Linked DNA regions of Mus musculus: region 2 is linked to region 1. A link is a contact called in ENCODE Hi-C or POLR2A ChIA-PET data. All regions are on one chromosome and are shown on one strand. Each heading gives the region's core, a stretch centred on a gene start or an enhancer-like site at or near the end of the contact. The rest is flanking DNA. Distances are from core to core; before and after follow the strand shown. Region 1 overlaps Osbp2 (oxysterol binding protein 2). Region 2 holds the start of Slc35e4 (solute carrier family 35, member E4).

The links. A loop is a pair of places that touch in the nucleus more often than their neighbours do. ChIA-PET counts read pairs that join two places held with the same protein, here RNA polymerase II (POLR2A).
Region 2: a loop to region 1 is called in a map of left cerebral cortex, with 1.9 times the contacts of the local background. The contact joins the promoter of Slc35e4 here to the enhancer-like site in region 1. A Hi-C loop is called at or near these places in 1 of 37 maps with a recorded cell type or tissue (left cerebral cortex). POLR2A ChIA-PET finds 5 or more read pairs at or near these places in 3 of 5 experiments (Patski and embryonic stem cell).

Annotation. Positions count from the first base shown.
Region 1 is chr11:3,830,344-3,838,170 of GRCm38, forward strand. The region is part of intron 1 of Osbp2 (oxysterol binding protein 2); the gene reads right to left. Among named protein-coding and RNA genes, the nearest start is that of Osbp2, 30 kb to the right of the region's middle. Within about 2 kb of position 3,461, at least 1 of the 3 ENCODE cell types and tissues checked has a DNase peak (open chromatin) inside an H3K27ac peak, as active enhancers do; it is left cerebral cortex, where a contact is called at or near this core.
Region 2 is chr11:3,910,026-3,917,852 of GRCm38, forward strand. Slc35e4 (solute carrier family 35, member E4) reads right to left here and starts at 4,639. Exons shown (of 2, transcript NM_153142.3): 1 at 2,544-4,639. The coding sequence starts at 3,162. Tcn2 (transcobalamin 2) reads right to left here. Exons shown (of 10, transcript NM_015749.3): 10 at 7,055-7,684. The coding sequence ends at 7,623.

The DNA.
Region 1 (7,827 bases), core at 2,211-4,710:
ACAAGAGCCCCACCCCTACTTCTCTAACTCCAGTTTCTGCTTTAATCATTTCTACATCGCCATACCCAAACTCCTGGCCCAAAACCTTGAAGAGGAAGGATCCATTTCCACTAATGCTTTCGGGAGTGTCGGTCCGAGTTGTGGGGAAGAGTGTGTCTGAGCTTACTTCATGGCAGCCGGGAAGCAGGGAAAGGGAAGAGACTCAGGGACCTGATAAAGACATCCAAGTCCTTCCTCCAGTTAGCTACTTCCTCCAGTTAGGCCCATCTCCAAGATATTCCATGGCTTCCCAAAATGATGGCACCCCGGAGTCATCAAGTTCACGTTCAAACAGGCCTGTGTGATATTTCACACTCAAAATGTCAACCCTTAGTGACTTACCTACGTGTAAGGACACAGACCTTCTGTGCCACCTCAGAGAGCTTCTGCCACTCCTCCAGTTTCTTCCTAAGACTCCCATCTAGGCTGTCATTCCTCGAGTCACATAGAAATCCCTTCAGGGTGTGATGGTGATAGTGATTATAAACTCGACAGTGTCTAGAGTCGATGTGGATGAGGGATAATCTAGATTAAGTTAAATTGGGATGGTCTGTCCTAAAAGTGGGCAGCATCAGTCAGAAGGCTGGGGTCCTAGACTGAATAAAAAGGAGAAGACTGGCTGGGTCCCTCTGCCTTCTGGCTTCAGATGCCATGTGACCAGCAGCCTTCCCCCTGCTGCCATGTTCACCTGGCATGAAGATTCCCCAGACCCTAAGCCAAAAGAAACCTTTTGTCTCTTCAGTTGCTCCTGTCAGGATATTTTACCACAGCGACAAAACACGTCACTAAGACTCCGGGTTTATAATCACATGTCCTGATTCTTGCCCTCAGGTAGGTTAGAGGCTTAAATCCCAAGGCGAGACATCAGATAGCACAATAAGGCTTCCACTGGGTCAGAAGACAAGTGACCACTTAGCCACTTTCCACAGCTTGTGCCAGTGACCAGCAAGGAAGTGACTGTCCTGCAAGACAATTGATCCAAATTCTTGTGAGGAGTTAGGCTAGTGCCCAGGTGGGTGTGGAAGAACAATGTCTACACTAGAACCCGGAGAGCTCCGTGGGGCTCTCTAAATACTCAGTGGCTGGATCATGGACAGGGCTCAAGTGCTGACAGAGCAACTTAGTTCCAGAGAGGGTGTAGAGGGGGCCTGTGGGGATGAATGCTTGGCTGCACCACTGTGGAAATGCTTTTTCCTCAAACCTCTTCCTCTCTTCTTCCAGGTAACTGGCCACCAACAGGAGTGGCCTTTGTCACTGAATGAACTGTTGGTACATCCTGCCCGAGGAAAAGATGGTGGCCCTTAGTTCTTTCAGGGAAGCAGAGGTCCCCATGGTATGGTGGAACTGAGCCTATGGGGAGGGTACAAGCAGACCTGAGCAGCACACGATGGAGCTGTACTGGGCCAGCAACTGGCTCAGCCGCCTAAGCTTTCATCGGCCACTGACTTTGTGCCTCTTGGTTGATGCCTTAACCCACACCAAGCTGTCCCTTACATAAAATGTCACGGTGGAGCAGGAGATAAAAGGGACCAGGACACAAAACTCTCCCTCTATGAACTGCTCAATAGTATGTTTTCTCATTGTGTATTCTCTAGAAAAGTCCCTGTAAAGAGTAGACACACGGGGGCTGGAGAGATGGCTCAGTGGGTAAGAGCACCCGACTGCTTTTCCTAAGGTCCGGAGTTCAAATCCCAGCAACCACATGGTGGTTCACAACCATCTCATAATGAGATCTGACTCCCTTTTCTTGAGTGTCTGAAGACAGCTACAGTGTACTCACATATAAGAAAGAAAGAAAGAAAGAAAGAAAGAAAGAAAGAAAGAAAGAAAGAAAGGAAGGAAGGAAGGAAGGAAGGAAGGAAGGAAGGAAGGAAGGAAGAAAGAAAGAAAGAAAGAAAGAAAGAAAGAAAGAAAGAAAGAAAGAAAGAAAGAAAGAGTAGACACACGAAGTATAATGTCTATAGCTGGCTATGATGAGGTGCCCTCTGTCATACAGATCTGGTACTGCAGCTTCCAACGGAGAAGCGTTCAGAAAAGAAAGTTGGGGCTGGTAAGATGGCTAAGTGGTTAAAAGCACTGGCTGTTCTTCCAAATGTCATAAGTTCAATTTTCAGCAACCGCATGTTGACTCACAACCATCTATAAAGGGACCCCTTGCCCTCCTCTAGTCTGTAGGTTTACATACATACAGAGTTCTCATTTTAAAAATAAGTAAATACATTTTTTAAAGGAAAAGAAAATTGAAAGGTAGCCAGTTTGAATCCAGACAGTGTTACATCCCGACTTTATGTTCTTCTCTCTATGCAGGCTGAAGCAGACTGTGACTCACTTGTTAATTCCTTCCAACCTACCTGCCAAGTGGTGACTCAGTAATGTCATCCTGAAAGCACTAGAAAGGAAATACACTAGAAAACAGACCGGCCTCAAAGAACATTCTATCTTGTAAGGAGGTAGGCTTACAGACTGCACACCACTGTTTAAATAAGAGAAAGAGGGCAAAGCATTTGTGAAACCCTGGCTTGATTGCCAGTGTCTGAAAATAAATACTAATAATATTAATTAACTAGTTAAGCATTGTATCTAAGAGCTGGAGAAATGGCTCAATGGTAAGAGCACTGGCTGATCTTGCAGAGAGCACTGATTCAGTTCCCAGCTCCCACATGGAGACTCACAAGTGTTGTGACTCCAGGTCCAAGGGATCGGCCTCCTTCTTAAGCCTCCTCAGGTACTAGACACACACATGGGATACAAACACTCATGCAGGTAAATACTAATACACTTTTTTAAAAAATTCCAAAAAAAGTCAGATTTATTCAATAATGACTTAATCTGAAAATCTTTTTAAAATAAAATATTTAGGGGTATGGCTCAGTGGTAAAGCTTTTGTCTACCATGTGCAAGGCCCTAGGTTCAATCCCTAGTATTGTTGAAAAGACAAGGCCTCCCTAAGAATGTATTGCATTTAAAAGCTAAATAAACAAAGTAAATAAATTCAGAATAAAGGGGGCGTCTACCTTTAAAAAAATCATCGGGTATAAAATAAAGCCTTATACTTTACCTATCTCACTGCCTAAATGTTATGCTTTAAGAAAAAGTGCTTTAAAAAAAACCACCGCTTTAAAAAAAACCACCCAGACCCCCCTGGCAATGGGCTAAGAGACACCCTGTTGGTGGTCTTATTTCAGCCAGAGACAGAGCAGATGGCAGTCCTCTTTCATCCTAGCTTGATGCCTGGCTTGGTGGCCCAAAGCTGTCTTATGCCTAGGACTCATAAAATCAAATAAAATCAAACCCAGGCAGGCAGCTCGGGAGGAGGAAGACAGAGGCCTGCTGACTGCCATGCCACCCACAAGCCTTCCCTCCAGCCACCACACTCTACAGCATGGGTGGAAGATGTCACCCTCCGGAAGCCCGGCAGCCGCATGGCCAGCCTGCAGCAGGAGCCACCACTATGTGCTAAGATGTGGTGGACAGATGGGCGAGAAAGAGAAGTGGGCAGCTTGAGCATTGTAAAGAGAGATGGAACTGGAGACTCAGGGTGGAGAGGAGGAGCCTGCTGTGAGTGCTCAGCCCTGTCACCTGGGGCCTTGGTGAGGTCCCAGCCCGAGCTGCCTCGGAGGGTCATGTTTGGATGTGGGCTTACGCGGCAGCGGGGTCAGTGTCGACATTCATCCTCACATTACCACCAGAGAACACTGGCATGTCCCTGGCTGGGGTACCTTCTGGGGACACATGCATGTCCAGCGGCTGTGATAACTGGCTCCACATCTCACCGGATGTGGAACTCTGGAGAGCCGCCCCATCTCTCACCAGTGGCAGCATTCGGGAGAGTGGGTGGGCCCTGTGCCTCACCCAGGCAGCACAGCGGAGCTGGCCCCGGTGGTGGGGGCATGGGTGAACCGGGCGGAGGATGTGAGTATGGAAGAGCCGACCCTGCTACTTGTGTACCATGTGGTGGGTGGTACAGGCACAGAGGTCCCACACATACCCTGCCAGCTGTCCCTTGCCACCTCCAGCAGCTGGGAAAGCTGCCCACGGGGTCATAAGCTCTGGAGAGCTAGACCTGCCCTTCACCCGCTGGAATATGAAGGAGAGCAGGCTCTGCGGTCACCTGGACAGCGCAGAAGAGCGGCCCCTAGTGGTAGGGGTCCAGATGAGCCAACTCTGAGGGTGAGGGCTGGCCCTGCTACATGGTTTGTGTGGGTGCGGGAGGATGCCTCCCCCCGCCCCACGTTGCCCCCTCACTACCTGCAAGCAGTTGCACCAGCTGGCTCCAGGACCATGAGATGGGGTGAACTGGTCCTGCTCCTCACCTGCTGCAGCACTTTGGAGAGCAGGCTCTGCACCTCACCTGGGCGCAGTAGGGCCGATCCTGGTTGAAGTGGCCTGCCACTTGTCTGTCATGGAGGTGGCATGGTTGAGAGGATGATGTCCTCCCCAACCCTCCCTTGCCACCTGCAGTAGTCAGGAGAGCTGGCCCCCCGGGGTCAGGACAGTGGGAGAGCTAGCCCTGACCCCTCCATGGCTGTAATACAGGAGAGAGGCCCTGCACCTCGACTGGGCTGCACAGTGGAGCTGGCCCTGGTGGAGGGGATGCAGGTGAGCCAGACCCAAGGTGTGAGAGAGGGAGAGCTGGCCCAGCCCCTCACCGGCTGCAGCACTTGGGAGAGTGGGGCCTACACCGTGACTGGGCAGCACAGTGGAGCTGGCTCTGGAAGCATGGGTGTGGGTAAGCTGGTCCTGGGGACATGAGAACAGGAGAGCAGGCCCTGCCTTTTACCAATGGTGGCATCGGATGGTGTCTTAGGGTTTCCATTGAAGAGACACCACGACCAAGGCAACTCTTATAAAGGGCAACATTTAATTGGAGCTGGCTTACAGGTTCAGTCCATTGTCATTATAGAGGAAGCATGGCAGCATGCAGGCAGACCTGGTGCTGGAGAAGGGGCTGAGAGTTCTATATCCTGATCCAAAGGCAGCCAAGAGAAGACTGTCTTCTAGGCAGCTAGGAGGTGGATCTCAAAGCCCACCCCCACAGTGTTACATTTCCTCCAACAGGCCACACCTACTCCAACAAGACCACACCTACTCCAACAAGGCCACACCTCCTAATAGTGTCGCTCCTCAAGCCAAGCGTACTCAAACTACCACAGATGGCCTAGCCAGAGCATTGCTAGAGAGCCCACCCTGGTGGCACAGGTAAGGCAGGCGGATTAGCTCGGCTACCACCCAGGCCCAGTTCCAGGGCCCTGAATTGGCCCATCCTAAAATCTGTATCATCTGCAAATGGTTAGGATGCGTGAGAAGAGCAGTCCTGCTGTTCTAAAACTGCAAGATTTCCATGACACAGGGCAACAAGTTAACCAGGGGGAGCCCTGATGAGGACCGACATTGATGGTGTCACAGAACCCAGAGATCTCAAACCAGACCAATGACTCATTACAACGGACATCTGCAAATATAGATGTGTGGACAGAGGGATATTCTGTGGGGCATATTGTGACACACTACAGCTCCCACGATGAGATGTCTTCTGCCTTGTTGTTGCTGTTGTTATTGGGGTGTGTGTTTGTGTGTGTTTTGTAGAAGGAGGTTGCAGGGGCAAAGGGTGGATATGAGAGTTGAGGAGATAAACAGGATTGGGCTACATGATGTCAAACTCATAATAAACCAGTAAAAAGTTTTTTTTTTTTAAATCCTCAGAAGTAAGGTGTTGTGGTGAATCTCTCCAACCCAGATATGCCCTGGCAATGAAAACACAACTCAGTTAATATGAATCCATGCTGTGTTCCTAGATTAGGCAGATCTACTGCTACACTCCCATCTTCCACAGCTATGAAACCCCTTAGAACTTGTGGTTTTTCCAGGCCATGTGCTTCTGCTCCGCTTTTCTTCTTCTTTCTCCTCCTCTGCATCCTCTCCCTCTTCCATTCTCTCCTTCTTCTCTCCCTCACCTTCCACTCCACCTTCCCTTTATCTGCCCAATCATCAGCTCTCCTTTATTCTACAAATTAAGGTGGGAAGCAGGTTTACAGGAAATCACCTGAATGCTGACTCAGTCCTTGTTTGCAGCCACTCACAGGAGAACGGAATTAACATCAAATATAATTAGCCCCAGCGCTATCCACAACATTTCCCCCTTTCTGTCCAATTAAAAGACTATCTTATCTCAGATATAACTGAACATGACTATTACTATTTTGTAATTTATAAAGTACAAGAAACCTAACACCCAGTCCATCATGTTTGTTAATTAAACAGAACCCCTGTCATCTATCCTTACTTAAAAGACTTATAATTCTACATCTGACTATATCTTGACTTTAGGTTGAATGCCATCTGAAAACCATCCTCTCAAAACTGTTCTCTCAAAGTAAAAAGCCTCGATTGACTAGAAGACTATGTAGTTTTTCAAGCCCATCAGAAATCCAAGAACGACTGATATTAACTGAAAATATATAGGAAGCCTAACACAGCTTCCAAAACTTAGCCAATCCATAGAGACCACTGGTCACCTGGACAGTCCCTTACTTCAACACGTTGGAGCATCAGTCTTCAGCCTACTGGCCAGGGTCATCTGGCAGACTTAGAATATTAGGAATATTAAGGACTAGCCTACTCTGTCTTGGCAGAATCAAGCTGTCTTAACCTGTAATTGTGTCCTTTCTTTGGACAATATTGTCTATAGATGAATGAGGCAATTTTTGCCTAATGGCTGTGTCGCCACAACTGGAGTAACTCAAAGATGCTCAGTTTCTTCTTTGAATCTAAGACAGGGAAAGCTGTCAAGAGCAGACTGGTCTCAACAACAAACGATGAGATGTCTTCTGTGCTTTGTTGTTGTTGTTGTTGTTGGGGTGTCTGTGTGTTTGTGTGTGTTTTGTAGAAGGAGGTTGCAGTGGCAAAGGGTGGATATGAGAGTTGAGAAGATAAACAAGATTGGGCTACAAGATGTCAAACTCATAACAAATCAGTAAAAAGTTATTTTAAAAAATCCTCAGAAGTAAGGCCACCTCCATGGGCAGTAGAAGGGAGCACAGCCAGTGTCTTAGTTGATCTCACTGCAGTGATAAAGTACTTAGCAAGAGCAACTTCGGGGGAGGAGGGGCTTGCTTGGCGCACAGTTTGTGAGTATTAAGACAGCAGGAGCCCGAGGCTGCTGGTCACATTCTATCTTCAGTAGGAAGCAGAGGACAGCCGTTCTCCAGCCCTGCTTACTCTTCTCCTCCTTATTCAGTCCTAGACCCCAGTCCACTGACTGGTGCTGCCCACTTCTGGGGTGAGTCTGTCCCCTCAATCAACCTAATCATGGCAATCTCTAGCAGGCATGCCCAGTGGATTTCCTCCTAGGTGACTCTCAGTCATGTCCAGCTGACGATATTAACCACCACCTCTCTATCATGTGTCAACTTGCCAACCAAGCACTTCACTCTAAAACCAGAGCATTCGGGCTGGAGAGATGGTTCAGCGGTTAAGAGCACTGACTGCTCTTCCAAAAGTCCTGAGTTCAATTCTCAGCAACCACATGGTGGCTCACAACCATCTGTAACAAGATCTGGCGCCCTCTTCTGGAATGTCTGAAGACAGCTACAGTGTACTTACGTATAATAAATAAATAAATCTAAAAGGAAAACAACAACAACAACAAAAACAAAAAACCCCAGAGCATTCTTCCCTTCCACGTGGGCTCACTGCCGTCTCACAACACAAAATGCACTCAGTCCAACCTCAAAAGTCCTCACAACCTAGAAATTCTAAGATTATTTAAAAGTCTAAGTCTCATCTACA
Region 2 (7,827 bases), core at 3,389-5,888, 81 kb after region 1:
GAACCCACCATTCTCCCAGGATGCCAGGATTGTAGGCATGCACCTCCATGCCTGCCTCAAAGGTAATTTCAGCGGCTGAACACACTCAACCTCTGCCACACACACACAGAGCAGTGACCTCTTGGCCTCTCACCACTTTGTCCCTTCCCTAGCTGTGTAACAGTCACCTCTCTGCCTCAGTCTCCTCGTGGATGGGGGGAGGGGTCAGGAGTGCACTTACATTCAGGGTACACACTCAGCACTGAGGTGGACACCATCCTTTGAATCTGAGGACTGACAGGACTCTGCCACAGCCTGTGCCACATCCAAGGATATCCTTTGCTGCTCTGTCACCAGCATTGTGGCTGTAGAGCACCCTCGGCAGCCTCATCAAGCCCCCACCACACCTGTGCCCACCTTGCGCTTGATACAAGTTCTGTCTTGCTAAGTACAGTGCCCCACTCTCTGGGGGCTCAAAGAAAGTTCTGAAACACAGGTGTGTACAGATGACAACAGGCTCAGCAGGCTGGCACCTCCTTTCCTTGCCTCTCTGGATCTGAAGGCAGCACTGCTCCATTCTGTACATCCCCCTGCCCCTGCAGCCAGCCCAGGCTGACTGTGGCTGCTTAAGCTCCCTTTCTGGACTCCTACCCCTGCTCTCACACCATGTGCTTTCAGGGATGGAGCGAGGGCCTGTCCAAGAGCCCTTAGCAAAGCAAACTTCCTCTTTTTAAAAATTCCACTCCCAATCCTGGAGCCAGTCACTCTTCTCATCTCTGCCAGGCTCCCATTTCTGAGGGGGAACCCCCAGCTCTCTAAGTGATCTTTCCCAATCTGACATCAACTGACATCACAACCATCAATTAGAGACATCATTTGAATTTCTCCCCTAACCCAGGCCCTAGGCCAAGTGCTGAGGACACAGAAATGATCCAACACACTGCCTGGGCAGAAGCAGATGGATAGGCAATATGAACTGAACAGCCCACCATTGGTCAAGTAAAGGGCACCTAATGCACTCAGTGGAAGACACTGAGTCTTGAGAGAGAGGAAGAGAGCCAGCAGAAGCCAAGAGGTGGCTGCCAGTCACGTGCTACTATGAACAACCTGCGCCCCCTAATGCTTGGCTGGCCACAGCCCCTCCTACAGGCAGGAGCTGCCCAGAGCCTGGTATGAGGAGTACCGGGCCGGGCCTTCTCTGCCTGGTGTCCCTACCCAGAAAGGCCCTACAGAGTCAGGTTTCCCTGAGCCACTTCAAGGCCCAGCTCAGGCCTCACTCAGCTCATGTAACCTGAGGACTAAAATAGAACTCTGTTTTTACCCTGCTCATGGCTTGGGGAGATAGTGACAAGACCTTTGGGTTCCAGACAGAAGATGCCAGGCAGGACTAAGGCCTCACTTTGCCATTCCTCACTGCAGGTTACAGCAACCATAGCTCAGCAGCCCTGGGGACCCCTTACATTCTAACTCTCCTACTTCTTCCTTGGATTAAGGTGGAGAGACAGTAGAGCTATGACTCAAAAGCCCCTCAACTGCTCAGACAGGAAGTCAGCCTCTACCCCCTAGCACACGGGGCTGGGCAGGGAAGGATAACTTACTTCTGCCCTCAGTCCTGCTGCTGCCCACACATGACAGAGCCAGCACCCAGTCACACAGACCAGACTTGGAGTCCTTGGGAGCCTTGTGACCCTGGGCCAATCATAAACCTCCTTGGAAGCCGGGCGTGGTGGTGCACGCCTTTAATCCCAGCACTCGGGAGGCAGAGGCAGGTGGATTTCTGAGTTCGAGGCCAGCCTGGTCTACAAAGTGAGTTCCAGGACAGCCAGGGCTACACAGAGAAACCCTGTCTTGAAAAAACAAAAACAAAAACAAAAAAACAAAAAACAAAAAACAAAAAAAAACCTCCTTGGCAGCACTCAGGAGGGTTGAGTTAGGAGGATCATAAGTTTAAGGCCGACCTGAGCTTCTCAGCAGGACAGCCTAACCTCCTCTGCCCCAGTAAAATGCTCTCTTATTCATTCCATCGCCTGTGACATGAAGACAAAGATGGACATTGTCATGACAACCTATGATCAGCACCCAGAACCAAGTTCAGCACACTGTAGCTCCTGGTAAAAGCTCTGAGAAACCCCTGTGTTCCCAACCAGCTTAAGGCCTTTCTGCGTTCCCTTCTCTTCCCTAGTTTATACTCCCTGGCCTTCTGAGTTCCTAATCCTAGGACACACAGCTTAGACAGCCTGGAGTCTGAATGCCACTCTCAAATCTTGCCTCTGTTGCTTACTGGCACAAGGCCCAGGCTCTGCACGGCTGTCAAGTGGGGATAATAAAGTGTGCTTGCTTCAACGAGAGGCAGTAGGATGCGGTGGAACAAAAGGATTCTCGAGTTATAGAAACATTTCACCAACAACTGTTATTAACTATGCCTCTAAGGCTTAAGTTTGAGGCCGGAACTCACTGAATACTCTCTGAGCCTTGCCTGTAAAGAGGATCACTGCCCCCTCCCCTTTCCCAGGAACATCACGGCCACACCCCCCACCTCCTCAGGTGGAGACCCAGGCACTCACTTTGTTGAACAGACTTGAAGCCTCGCAGACAGGTGGCCACCAGCAAGAAGCCGCAACCAGCTGGAGGTGCCCGGAGCTCTCCAGCCAGACTACATGCAGCCCCTAGGCAGAGCGGGCCCATGGCAGCAAACTGCAGAGGATGGTGTCTTCGGCCAAGCAGCAACGCAGACAAGGCCATTGTGAACAGTGGTGTGGTGGTGGTGGCCAGCTGTGCTAGGTCCAAGGGGACAGTGCTCAGGCCCACGTTGCCGCACGCCATGGAGGTACCGAAGGTGAGGCTGAGCAGCAGCACTCGACGGTGGATGCTGTGCGGCACGGGGCGCTGGGCCCCCCAGTGGCATGCCAGGGCGGCTGCCAGCATGTGCAGTGCTGAAAGCAGCAGGGGCCGTCCGAAGCCATGCACTGTGAAGATCCACTTGTTGAGGCTTGACATGCTGGCTCCCGCCAACAGCCACACCAGTGCTGCCACAACCACTCTCGCCGGAGCAGGCTGCCCAAGGACCTGGGGTTTGTCCGGAGGCCACTTGGGGCGGCCATGCTCCTGGGCACTTCCAGCCACAGCAACTGCTTCGGCTGAGGTCATCATGCCTTCATGGTGCTCCAGTGGGCAGCGGCACATCCGCACCAGTGGGGCTGGGGCAGGAGGCAGGCTTTCCAGGGAGTCGCTGAGCCTGGTCCTGATTCCTCGGACAGGAGAGGGCAACACTTCAGGTGCTAGACTCTGAGCCAGCCGATAATTCTGGTCAGGGAAGAAGGTCGTGGCTGCTAAGATGCCGGACTGGCTGGTGTCCACCCAGGCCTCGTAAGCCCTGGGCACCTCCCGCACCAGGGGAGGCCTTCTCTCTTCTCCGCGCCCTAAGCTCACGCGATGCTTTCACACCGAATCCGTTTGTCTTTTTCCATCTTTGGTCCCCAGACTGTCAGGATGAGGTCACTGACTGACCCCGACCGCCTGCGTGTTTGGTGCTCAGGCCCGGACCAGGTCTGGCAGGGTCGATAATATTCCGAGCGTGGGAACGGAGGTTGCAGCCGTCGCTCCCCTCCCCCAGCCCCCTTTAGCCTTTTACTGGACCGGGAATAGACGCCGATAGGCCGGCGGACGCGGAATCGCGAGCTCGGACTGGCTGCAGCCTCTCAGGATGCTCTGGCTGTTCTGGCTGCCGCTCGGCTCCCGCGGTGGATCTGGCAGCTTCGGGCGCCGGGCTCTAGTCCCTCCCGAGTCCCGCGCGGCTCAGCGCTTCCCGGCCCTGCCCTCTCCGCCGCTACCGAAGCTGCGCTCCACCCGGAAAGTTGGGCTCAGCCCGGGCCCCGCCCACGAGTACCAGCCCCGGAGCCCGGCGGACGTCTAGCCCCTCCCACAGCCTTTGCGCCTCCCGACTTGGCTTGCGCAGCTGCGGCCGCGAATCCCTTAGTGGAGAGTGTGGGTTGTACCAGCCACCAACCGGAATCCGGATTGTCTCCAGCGCCAAGTAGAGCCTTCCTTAAAAAGACCAGTATCCAGTGCTGGAAACCCTGGGCACTCTGCAGAGCCGTCCCCAAGCTGTCTGCCATCGTCGAGAAGCAGGGCGTTGAAGTGAGACATACCACATCACCTGATCCCAGACCACAAAGGTCTCCTTGAGATCTTGGAATTCAACGGAGCTAGACCACGTGGTCCCTTAAGGCTGCCTCATCTTGTTCCCCCTCCATTCCACTCCAGATCTTTTCTCCCCCTCTCAAACCAGGGCGGCGCCCCCTCTGGGGCAGCAGAAGGGGAAATGAATCACCAAAGCTAACCACAGCTCCGGGAAGCAGGGTACAGCGGGCCGGCATCCATCCCGAGCTAGCCGACTTTATGTGCTGCTCCCTAGGCATTCCGAGGTGACTCACAGCTGGGTTTCATGAGGCCCACGGAGCAGAATCCTGGATGGTTCCCGGGTTTCCCACCTGAATTCAGGTTAGGGTAAGCAGCTGAAACCCAGGGACCTGTTCCCAGCCCAACGCGTGAGCAAGAATCAAGGTCCATCCTGGACTCTTTCCGGTAATTGGATTTCTGGGGAAGCTCCCGCTCACCTGCACAGGCCTCACCCGGCTCTGTTGTCAAACAAGTCCTGGATGACAACCTGCCTAGAGAAACAAGATCGCAAAGCGCAACTGTGTAGCCCGGCCCGCAGCGCCCTCTGGTGGTCGTGACTCCGCACTGTTGCAAGCGTTCCTAATCCCTTCCCAAAGAAATTCAGGTGAAAATAAGCCAGTCCCACCTGAGACCTAAATCAGATCTCTGTCCCAGATGAACCAGGAATCTACACTGTCACACTTGCCTCCGATGAGTCTGATACCCGCGGGAACCCGTAGATCTCTGCTGAGTAACCCAAGTTGAAGGGCAGAGAGTGTAGGTAGGAGACTTCCAGGGAAAGGATCAAAATCTGGGGCATTTAGATAGTTTTTCCAAGAAGAGTTATGGGAGGGAAACTGAATGAGCCTCTCCCCTCCCCCCTCCAACACACACACACACACACACACACACACACACACACACATTTTTTAAGAAGAGGAATCTGGGCTTTCAGTGAACTATATTCCTCTGGGATTTTTAATCCATTATCCACTAAGCTTCTTTGAATTAAAAAGCATTTCTTCCTATTTAAATTTTTTGTTTATTATTAGTGGTGTGAATGTCTGTATGGGAATGCTGAGATTACAAGCAGGTGCCTCTGCCCACTTCTGTGCCCATTTTAAAAAGATTTATGTGCATTGGTGTTTAGCCTGTCTGTCTATCTGTAACTATGCATGGATGTCTGTGAGGGCATCAGATCCCCTGAAACTGGAGTTACAGACAGTTGTGAGCTGCCATGTGAGTGCTGGGAATTAACCTGGATTTTGTGGAAGAGCAGCCAGTTCTCCTACTGCTGAGCCATCTCTCCAGCTCCTTGAACAATTTTTTTGTTAGATATTTTATATGGATGAGTGATTTGCCTGCATGTGAGTGTGCGCACCATGTGCATGGCCGGTGCCTGCAGAGCCAAAAGGGCATCAGATCTCCTGCATCTGAAGTTACTAGTGGCTGTGAACTACTATGTGGGTGCTAAAGACCAAATTTAGGTCCTCTGCAAGGGCAGTAAGTGCTTTAAAAAAAAAAAAAAGACTTATTTTATGTATATGCATACACCACTGTAGCTATCTTCAGAAACATCAGAAGAAGACATCGGATCCCATTACAGATGGTTGTGAGCCACCATGTGGTTACTGGGAATTGAACTCAAGAGCAGTCAGTGCTCTTAACTGCTGAGCCATCTCTCCAGCCCAGTAAATGCTTTTAACCACTGAGCATCTCTCTAGCCTCAGAAACCCATTTTAACCTGTCTCAACATCAGACTGTATTTTACTGTGGATCCAGAGCCAGGAGGCCCGGATTCAAGGAGGATATCACTGGGGTAGAGGGCTCATTCACGTTCCTTAGGGTCTACTCAAGATCTCAGAGCAGCCTATGCCTCCCACAGCACCCCTCAAATTTGAGCCCTACTGTATGAGGGGCCCACCTCCCTGCGAAGCCAGGGGTGCAGGAAACACTTCTGAGGGAGGCTGGGAAGCAAAAAAAGAACCTCTCCCTAGTGACTGTGCTGCAGAGAGAGGTATGGTCTGTTTTTCTTCGGGCTTCAAGCCTGACTGGGTCATTTCTATATTTGGGCTCAAGTGTCCTGTATGTGACCTATGAGGAGACCACAGTGACAAACACACTATAGACCAGAGCACCACCCCACAGCTCTGAGTCAGAAACCAGGCTGGAGAAGAGCTGCTGACATAGGTGACACAGCCTGAAGCCCCATCTTAAGAAAGAGATAAAGATCCAGGCTGGCCTCAAATCCCTTCTGCAGAAAAGGATAGCCCTAAACTTCTCATGTTTCTGCCTCTGCTTCCCAAGCACGAGGATTACAGGTGTGTGCCACCAAGCCTAACTTTATTTTTTTTTAGGATTTATTTTATATATATGAATATACTGTCACTGTCTTCAGCCACACCAGAAGAAGGCATCGGATCCAACTACAGATGGTTGTGAGCCACCATATGTTTGCTGGGAATTGAACTCAGGTCCTCTGGAAGAGCAGTGAGTGCTCTTAACCACTGAGCCATCTCTCCAGCCCAAGCCTGACTTTATATGGTGCTAAACTCAGGGCTTTGTGCATGCTAGGCAGGTACTGTTACAATGGAACAACATCCCTAGTCCATCAAATAGTGTTTAGTTCTTGCTTTGTGCATCTGGGAACACAACCCAAGGCTTTGTGCATACCAGGCAAGTGTTCTGCTACTCAGTACAGCCTCAGTCCCCAGCAAATCTCTCTTGGTCCATCAGGATCAGCAGCCATATCTGTGTCATGTCTCCTGCCTGACATCACTTCCTATAGCAGCACTGTTCATCTTGAGACCTTGGATGAATCCCTGTTTTCCCCATATTTATAGCGAGAGATGCAAATGCTCACGCCCCACAGGGCTGTTTCACACACTGTTTAAGAAAGATGGAGTCAACTCTGTTTATGCCAACTGTCCATGTGATACACAGGAGAGTAACCACAAGTAACTCCCCAGAGATCTCTGCTCCCCCTCCCCCCATGCATGAACACGAGGCACCAGGACTCTACGTCCATGTCAGGTAAATCAAGGCTTTAATTGTATTGGATGGCCCTGCCGATGACCAAAGGCTGCCTTATGACCACTGGGACCACCACTCTCATAACAGAGAGCAGGGGTTGGGTGTGCAGGTCAGAGCCACAGCAGGCCATGGAGGTCCTTCTTGTGGGACCCTGGTCCCAGAGCAGTGGTACTCACAACACCCATAGCCAGCAGACTTCTTTATGTAGAGGAAGTCAAGAGCAGCCTGTTCCTCAGGCTATGGGGCAGTCTTCATGAAAGACCTGTGGGATCAGGCAGGGCCAAACTCAAACTAGCAGCCTCCCTAGGGGAGGTTTTTTTTCCCTTCCTGCTCCCAGGTGGGGAGTGGCTTAGATCCTCTTTGGGAAGGTAGCTGAGGTGATCTGGGGGGCATTGTTCCAAGTGCACTTGAGGTGGCAGCAGGGTGTGAAGACATCAGGAGGGATCGTAGGACTACCATCTAACTAGCCGCAGCTCAATGGTTTCCCCGTCCTGGGGTTTGTAGTCAGCAATGCCTGCAGAAAACAACGAAGTAAAGGGGGTTAGCAAGGCAATATCCCACCCTGACCACATCATGTGACCATCACCCTGAAGTCACATCTATGAGACCCACTCAGGGTTTGGTGGTGGGAGCTGTCCGGAGCCAGCCAGAGAGTCA